2 separate regions of the Homo sapiens genome follow, and region 2 is linked to region 1. The links are chromatin contacts, found by Hi-C or POLR2A ChIA-PET in ENCODE. All regions are on one chromosome and are shown on one strand. Each heading gives the region's core, a stretch centred on a gene start or an enhancer-like site at or near the end of the contact. The rest is flanking DNA. Distances are from core to core; before and after follow the strand shown. Region 1 overlaps FSTL3 (follistatin like 3). Region 2 holds the start of SNAPC2 (small nuclear RNA activating complex polypeptide 2).

Evidence for each region. Hi-C counts contacts between places; a loop is a spot of excess contacts on that map. ChIA-PET counts read pairs that join two places held with the same protein, here RNA polymerase II (POLR2A). Pooled maps may share reads with other maps.
Region 2: a loop to region 1 is called in a pooled map, with 19 times the contacts of the local background. The contact joins the promoter of SNAPC2 here to the enhancer-like site in region 1. A Hi-C loop is called at or near these places in 2 of 50 pooled maps. POLR2A ChIA-PET finds 5 or more read pairs at or near these places in 2 of 52 experiments (SK-N-SH and WTC11).

Annotation. Positions count from the first base shown.
Region 1 is chr19:679,043-682,875 of GRCh38, reverse strand. FSTL3 (follistatin like 3) reads right to left here. Exons shown (of 5, transcript NM_005860.3): 3 at 2,387-2,602; 4 at 1,316-1,543; 5 at 1-1,226. The coding sequence ends at 1,168. Among named protein-coding and RNA genes, the nearest start is that of FSTL3, 4.6 kb to the right of the region's middle. RefSeq lists enhancers at 845-1,393, 1,394-1,943, 3,628-3,833 and silencers at 1,764-1,863, 2,054-2,833, 2,864-3,173. Within about 2 kb of position 1,900, at least 41 of the 41 ENCODE cell types and tissues checked have a DNase peak (open chromatin) inside an H3K27ac peak, as active enhancers do.
Region 2 is chr19:7,918,114-7,921,946 of GRCh38, reverse strand. SNAPC2 (small nuclear RNA activating complex polypeptide 2) reads right to left here and starts at 1,609. Exons shown (of 5, transcript NM_003083.4): 1 at 1,398-1,609; 2 at 405-524; 3 at 174-242. The coding sequence starts at 1,580. TGFBR3L (transforming growth factor beta receptor 3 like) reads right to left here. Exons shown (of 7, transcript NM_001419781.1): 6 at 3,818-3,833; 7 at 2,850-3,030. The coding sequence ends at 3,823. RefSeq lists enhancers at 1-381, 2,082-2,581, 3,257-3,833 and silencers at 1,050-1,249, 1,330-1,559, 3,822-3,833.

The DNA.
Region 1 (3,833 bases), core at 651-3,150:
GTCACACATGCGTGAGTCTTGGCGTCTACACCCCCCTCGGGGCCAGTGGGTGAGCAGTGGCCCGTGGTCCCCGCCAGAGCTCCCCCAGAGTGGACTTGGCTCCGCCGGACACAGTGCCCTGCTCTGAGCTGCCGCTGGCTGCTCCACGTCTGAGACCACGCGACGTTGCCTCATGAACTGACGTGGACAGCAGCAGGGGAGACGCTGGGTGGTTCTGTGGCCAAGCACAGCCCGTGTCAGGAGCACAGGCCGTGCCCTTTCCCAGGGGGCACACTGGGCATTTCTCAATGGCCTTCACAGGACGCAAAGGGGCACACAGAGGCAGTGGGGAAGCTGGAGTTCTTGGGCTGGCAGGGAATGGTGGCAGCCTTCTTGGCCTTCATGAAGGGCCTGGCTTGCTGGGCTAAGGTCACAGTGTTCTGAGGTCCCCACACGCACTCAGACTAGACCCTCCGTACACACCCAGGCTAGACCCTCCATACTCACCCAGGCTAGACCCTCCATACACACCCAGGCTAGACCCTCCATACTCACCCAGGCTAGACCCTCCATACACACCCAGGCTAGACCCTCCATACTCACCCAGGCTAGACCCTCCATACTCACCCAGGCTAGATCCTCCATACACACCCAGGCTAGACCCTCCGTACTCACCCAGGCTAGACCCTCCGTACTCACCCAGGCTAGACCCTCCGTACTCACCCAGGCTAGACCCTCCGTACACACCCAGGCTAGACCCTCCGTACACACCCAGACTAGAGGCTTGGGGCTGAGAAAAGCAGTCATGCCTCTTCAGGAATTACCAGCAGAGAATGCCCAGCCCTCTTGATAGTAGCAATAATTAATAGGTTTATCCCCAAAGGAGCGGAAGTGTGGAATCCTCCCCGGCAATAGGTCTTAGGGTAGGGGCTGGGGCATCCTAGAGAAGGGCCCTAAATCAGGCGCTCAGTGTCCGGAACGCAGGTCTATCCCACCCACCAGCCGGCCCCCAGGCCTCCCTTCCTCAGTCCTTCCAGGATATCGTCAGGGAGGTTCTGGGATCCCCAAGTGGTCCGAATCCGGGCTCTAAGGAGTGTCCGTGGCATATAAATTAGACTCTGCTGTGGCAATAAATAACAGGGGATGATGGGGGGCCTCGGGCACCAGGCCCAGGCCTGTCCTGCAGGCTCACACGAAGTTCTCTTCCTCTTCTGCAGACTCACCACCTGGCGGCTCCTCAGGGGTGCCTGCAAGGGTCGATAAGAGCATTGAGGGCGCAGGGCAGGGGGTTCTCCGGCCCCCAGGACAGGCCTGTGCCCCCGCCCTGCGTCTGCACCTGCGCAGCTGCCCGCGTGGCGCACGCCGATGGAGCGGCCCAGGAAGCAGGTGGCCTGGCGCATGTGGCACGAGGAGATGTAGGTGACGTTGTTGTTGCCGCAAAGCTCCTGGCCGGGGCTGGAGGGCACAGGGCAGGGCGCCGCTCGACACACCACGCAGTGGGCGCTGCCCGTCTGGTCCACGACGCACGACTGTGGCCGCGGGCACACCACGTGCTCACAGGACTCTGCAGGCCGGGTGCCAGGGGAAGTTCAGGGGACATCTCGCTGAGAACCCCGCAGGGCTCTTGGCCCCAAGACCCACCCTTAACCCCCAAGATGCGAAAACCCTCTGGTAGGAGACACAAGCACCCCCCCGCCCCCCGTGAGCCCCCCTCTCCATTCCACCCCTCAGGCTCCACCCACAAGCCCTGCCCTTCCCATTGTACCCAGGAGCCACACCTCTTTCGTGAGCTCCTGCCCCTTATGCTACCCAAAGCCCCGCCCCTCCGCGACTGCGGGGCCGCCCACCCAAACTCCACCCACAAATCCCCGCCCATCTCCACCCAGGAACCACGCCCCAGCCAAGAGCCCCGCCCCTTACATGACCCAGTCTCACCCCCCTGGTTCCATCATGCCCCTCTGGTTACACCCACAAGCCCCTCTCTGAGTCACGCTCCCGCTCTGACCATGCCACATACCTCTTGCCCAGTGTGAGCCCCCAGAGGCCCACTATTTTCCAAATCCCAACCCTACAAAAGACCCTACCCCGTGATACTCCCTCGGAAGTATAAAGACGCCCTTACTCAGGCCCCACCGCCACCCATGTGACCTGTCCTGGGCTGGAGGCCCCGCCCCTACGCACTGCGGCAGCGGCCCCGCCCCTCCAGCAGGCCCCGCCCCTCCAGCAGGCCCCGCCCCCGCAGGCCTGGCCCTCACGCATTGCGGTAGCAGCCCCGATACGTCACGCTCAGGTCCGGGTGGTCCCGCCCCAGGCCCCGCCCCCGCCTACTGCGGCAGCAGCCTCGATACATGACGCGCAGGTCCGGTAGGTCCCGCCCCGCCCCTCCACAGACCACGCCCCCACGTACTGCGGCAGCGGCCCCGGTACATGACGCTCAGGTCCGGGTGGCCGCGGCAGCGCGCGGCGCGCAGCTCGCACTCGTCGCGGTAGGTGGCGCCGTCTGAGCCGCAGACCTGCAGCCGCGCCGGGAGCCCCGAGCAGTCGGGCGCGCACTCGCAGCGCGGGCGGCCCCCCAGCATGCGGCACGCCTTGCCCGGGCCGCACTCCACGCCGTCGCACGAATCTGCGGACAGAGGACACGCGCGTGGGGCCGGGCGCGGGAGGGTCCCGGGCGTGGGGCCGCGCGAAGGCCTCGGGGCCCCTCCCTGCGCCCCTTCTGCAGGGCGGAGGCGGGGGCGCCGTCCCAGGTCAGGGTCAGTCGGAGTCGGGGCCCTCGGGTTCCCAGGGGCAGGGCTCAGGGTCCGGGCGCGGGACCGGTGGGGCCGAGGTCCGCGCTGCGCCTGCGCTGGGGGGCGGGGGCTGGGCTCGGTGCGCGCGGGCCGGGGCGGGGGGGGGTCTCTGCCCGGAATCGGGGTCCAGCGGAGCTACGCAGCCCCGGGCCGCTCCTCCTTGCAGCTGGCTGACGTCTGCTCCCGATGCACGCGCTCTTCTGGGAAGGCCGGAGGGGCCCCAGCTGCGTCAGCCTGGGGTGTTCCGCCCTTGCCAGGCGCGAGTCTGGGGCTGCCAGGACCTTCCCCCAGGAGGCGTCGGGGAGGGCGGGGCGCTGGACGGCCCTCCTGGCCTGGGGAGCGATTCCAGGGGAGGGGGCCCCCCACAGCCCTAGGCCTCTGAACCAGGAGCTGCCCCGCAGCCCCGCTGCTCAGACAGGGATATTGAGGTCCTGCTAGGGAAGCTCTCTCTGGGGTCCCCGCCCCCGCTTTCAATGTGAATGCTCATCGCCTCCTAGGCTTATCGCATCTTCCCAAGTCATCATTTTACAGATGGGGAAACTGAGGCCGGGTCGCAGCTATGAGTGCAGGGGCCCAAGCACCTCAGTTTGAAAGCTGCAGCCAGGACCCAGATGACCAACCCCCTTTCTGTTATCTGGGGGTCTGGTAGGGCCTCTGAACACAGCTGTTGAGTTTATGTGCCAGCCTCAGTTTCTCTGTGTGTAAAGTGGGGCTGACGAGGGAGCCCCACTTCCAAGGCAGTGCGGCACTCCTTAGGGGATGGCCAGCGCCCGCCACGCAGCCCTTGCAGGGCATGTGGGCCGCACCTGGGCGGCCCCGGCACAGCGGCTCACAGGCACATCTGGAAATGCTCGGCCAGGGTGGCTTTTATGCGAGCGAGAACGGAAGGGGGCCTGAGTTCCGTCCCCAGGGCCAGATGAGGTTGGGGGTGGGGGGTCCTGGGCCGTCTCATGCCCAGGCCAGGCACTTTTTGAAGACTGTCCTTCTCCCAGAAGCCAGAGGGGGGTCTGGAGGGAGCAGGGGTATGTGGCAGTGAGTTCAGGACCACCCAGCCAGGCTGATCTG
Region 2 (3,833 bases), core at 360-2,859, 7.2 Mb before region 1:
TGCTCCTCAGACAAGAGATGGCCTCAGAGCCAGGGACACTGAGGCTCGAGGTGTCCAGTGACTGACGGAGTCCACAGAGCTGGCAAAAGGGCCCAGGACCCAGGTTCACATGATTTGGCCCATGTGACCCTGTCCTCTGGGACACCCTGACCTGCCTGGGGGAATGGCGGTACCTGCGAGAAAGCCACTGCCAGGGCTTCTTCCAGTGGCCCTGTTATCTTCTCAGCCAGATCCGTCCAGACCTGAGTGAAGCCAGAGGTACAGGGTCAGCCCAGGGATCAGCCTGCAATGGCCCCCCAAGCCCTGCTCCTCCTGGGGATCCCCTAATCAGGTTATCCCCCGCAACTCCCACCTACCCACCAGGGACCTGCCCTGGACAGCCTCACCCTGTTCATCTGCCTCACCTCTATGGGGGCTGGGGGCTGTGCCTCCCGGCGCCTTGGTCCCTGAAGGCCACCCGGATGCACTTTCTGAATGGCCTCCCGGGCTACGCGGCCCTTGAGCTGCTGGAGGAAGACCCGGATCTAGAAAGGAAAGAGGCGGCGGAATGAGGCTTCTATGAGCTCAGGGCTGCAGCAGAGAAGCCAAAGCCCAATCCCTTGTATGCTCTGGGCCCCGCTACTGCGCCTTAGTCTCCTGCTGGCCCGGTGTTAGGAGTCCCAGTGACTGCCAAGGCCCCTACCCCACCCAGAGCGTGACCAGCTACCTAAGGAAGTTGTAAGGCCCAGGCCAGTTCCGGCTCCTTCACGCAGCCAGGGCCCAACCCTATGCTGACTACTACCCCGTTCAACTCCCTTCTTCGTCCCCTCTTCTCTATTCCCTCTCACTTCAAGCTCGTATCCTGTCCAACAGCATGCGTTGCTTTTCGCCCGGACTCGGCAGCATCTTACTCCCAGTTCATTCCGCCCGTTTAGCCCTCGCCTCACCCACGCATTACCCCGAGGCTCGCCCCGCCTTTAAAGCTTGCCCTCATCCCGCCCACGCCCCTCCCACGCCTTACTCCCAAAACGGCCCCGCCCTTAAGTCTTGCTATTAACCCGCCCACGCCCCGCCCCCAGGCTCGTCCTGCCCCTCAAACTCACCCACCCACTCTCCAAACCTCAGCGGCACGCACGCCCCGCCCCCGGCATCGCCCCGCCCCTCCGCTTCACTTATGCCCCGCCCACGTCTAGCTCCCAAGCTCGCCCCGCCCCTAGGTCTTCTCTTCCCGTCCACGCCCCGCCCCTCACCCCGCCCAGGCTCACCCACTAACGCCCCGCCACTCAGCCCCACGCCACGCCCCCGCTCGCTTACATTCCTGGCCCCGCCCCGCTGGCTCCTGCCGCAGCCCCGCCCACTCTCCGCCCCACCCCAGCCCCGCCTCCAGCCTGGCTCCGGTCCCGAGAACCGCATCTCACCTCAGCCTCGCTCCGGCCCCGCAGCTCCCGGGCCAGCTCGGTGGCGTCCGGCTCCGGCTGGCCCTGCCGCGCCTGCAGGAGTCGCACTAGCTGCCGCTTCTCGCGAGCGCTCCAGGTCGCGGGACCGGTCACCTCGCCCAGATAGCGCGCCGGGGCCGCTCGCCGCCTGGGAGGTGGCTTCATGCCGCTCAGAAAGAGGCAGGCGCTGTAAGGTCGCTTCTCCGATGGGCGGAGCTACGGGGGCCGCCGAGGTCAGAAAGAACCGCGCGGAGGCGGACGCGCGTGGGGGCGTGGCTTCGCGTTTGGAGGCCCGGGGAACCGCCCCAATGGAAGTGAAGGGGAGATCGGCACCGGAACTGGGGCGGGGCGAAGGAGACCCTCAGCCTGCACTTTATCTCATTCATGAAGTGGAGACGACACCTTGGATCCCATGCCCTCCCTCTGTTGCTGGACTAACTCATGAAGCTACTACTGTGTGCTTTGCTTCTCGCAGAGGGGTGGGTTCTGGCCGAAAGGTCAAGTCCGAAGATCCAGTCGGTCAAGAGCCTGGGCTCTGGGGTCAGACAGGCCTGGGGACTTTGGGCAAGTGATTTAGCCTTGCCGAGCCTCAGTTTCCTCCTCTGTAGACTGGGGCTGATAGTCCCACTCTTGTCTGTGTAAGGTAGAGTGGAGCTCGGGCAGGAGGGATTTAAGGAGCTCTAGACTAGACTGACAATCTAAGAGGAGGGCGAAGTCCAGACCAGGAGGGAACTGGAGCAGAGGCAGAAGGTCGAAGCGGAGCTAGGGCAGGGTCCGGGCGGGGGTAATGGAGAGCGGAGAAGGCCTGGCTTGAGAAAGATCGCAGGAGGCAGATGGGCAGGTGTCCGGGTAAGGAGAGGAGGGAGGGGGAAGGTTTATTTTAAACTTACGCTTGTGGGGTTGGGTGCCGCTTTTTTTTTTTTTTTAGACAGATTTTTGCTCTTGTTGCCCAGGCTGCAGTGCAATGGCGCGATCTCGGCTCACTGCAACCTCTGCCTCCTGGGTTCAAGCGATTCTCCTGCCTCAGCCTCCCCAGCAGCTGGGATTATAAGCACGCGCCACTACGCCCTGCTAATTCTTTTTTTGTTACTTTTTTTAGTAGGGACGGGGTTTCACCATGTCGGCCACGCTGGTCTGGAACTCCTGACCTCAAGTGATCCACCCACCTCGGCCTCCCAATGTGCTGGGATTACAGGCGGGAGCCACCGCGCCCGGCCGGGTGTCGCTTTCTGTTTGAGACAAAACGCCCTACAGTCTCCCATGGCCTGGGAGTGCACACGGGTATATGGGCATATGGGCCCCGTCCCCAGGCTCCACCCCTGTAAGTCACGATTTCTCAGGAATACCCCCCAAGTCCTGCTCCCAGCTTTCTCCCCAAGCCTCCCCACCTATCCCCCACCCCGCACGTTGCGCGCTCACTGACTGCACCAGAACTTAGCCGGTCAGTCCAGAGGTTTATTTTGAGCACAGGTGGGAGGGACAGGGGGAGGAGAGAAGCGCAGGGGTCGTGGCCTCATCAGGTCCGAGGTCCAGGGAGGCGGGTCCGGTCCTGTTGGTCCTGGTCCCGAATTGGTAGCTGGGTGTATCTCCGGACCATGTTGGGGGCGCACCATCCCTGGGAGGGGTGGCTGAGGCTCAGCGAGGGAGGGGACGCTACGCGGGCCACCTCCCTTCCCAGCAGACCACTAGCCTCTTCCATCGGTCTGCATGCCGGGGTGAGAGTGGGAGCCGGGTCCGAATGCTGAGTTCTCCTCGCCTAGTGCCTCTCCTCACCTAATGCCCCTGGCTCGACCCAAAGCCCGCGCCTGCCGCGGGTGACCCACTGCCTGAGTTCGAATCCAAGCTCCACCCAGTATTGTGACTTTTGACAAGTTACTTAATTCAGAGAATGCCTCATCATTCTCGTCTCTAAAATGGGGATTATAATAGTGTCCGCCTAGAGGTTAAGGGGATTAAGTTAGTTCATAGGCGTAAAACATTTACAACAGTGCCTGGAGGCTGGGCGCAGTGGCTCACGCCTGTAATCTCAGCACTTTGGGAGACCGAAGCGGTAGGATCACCTGAGGTCGGGTGTGCGAGACCAGCCTGACCAACATGGAGAAACCCCGTCTCTACTAAAAATACAAAATTAGCCGGGTGTGGTGGCGCATGCCTGTAATCCCAGCTACTCAGGAGGCTGAGGTAGGAGAATCGCTTGAACCCGGGAGGCAGAGGTTGCGGTGAGCCGAGATCGCGCCATTGCACTCCCGCCTGGGCAACAAGAGCGAAACTCCGTCTCAAAAAACAAACAAACAAACAAACAAACAAACAAAAAAACCACAGTGCCTGGCACGAACTAAGCGCTAGGAAGCGTCACTGTCAGATCTCCTACCTCACCCAGCTCCCTCCACCTCCATACCTACCTTCCTCACTGGGACC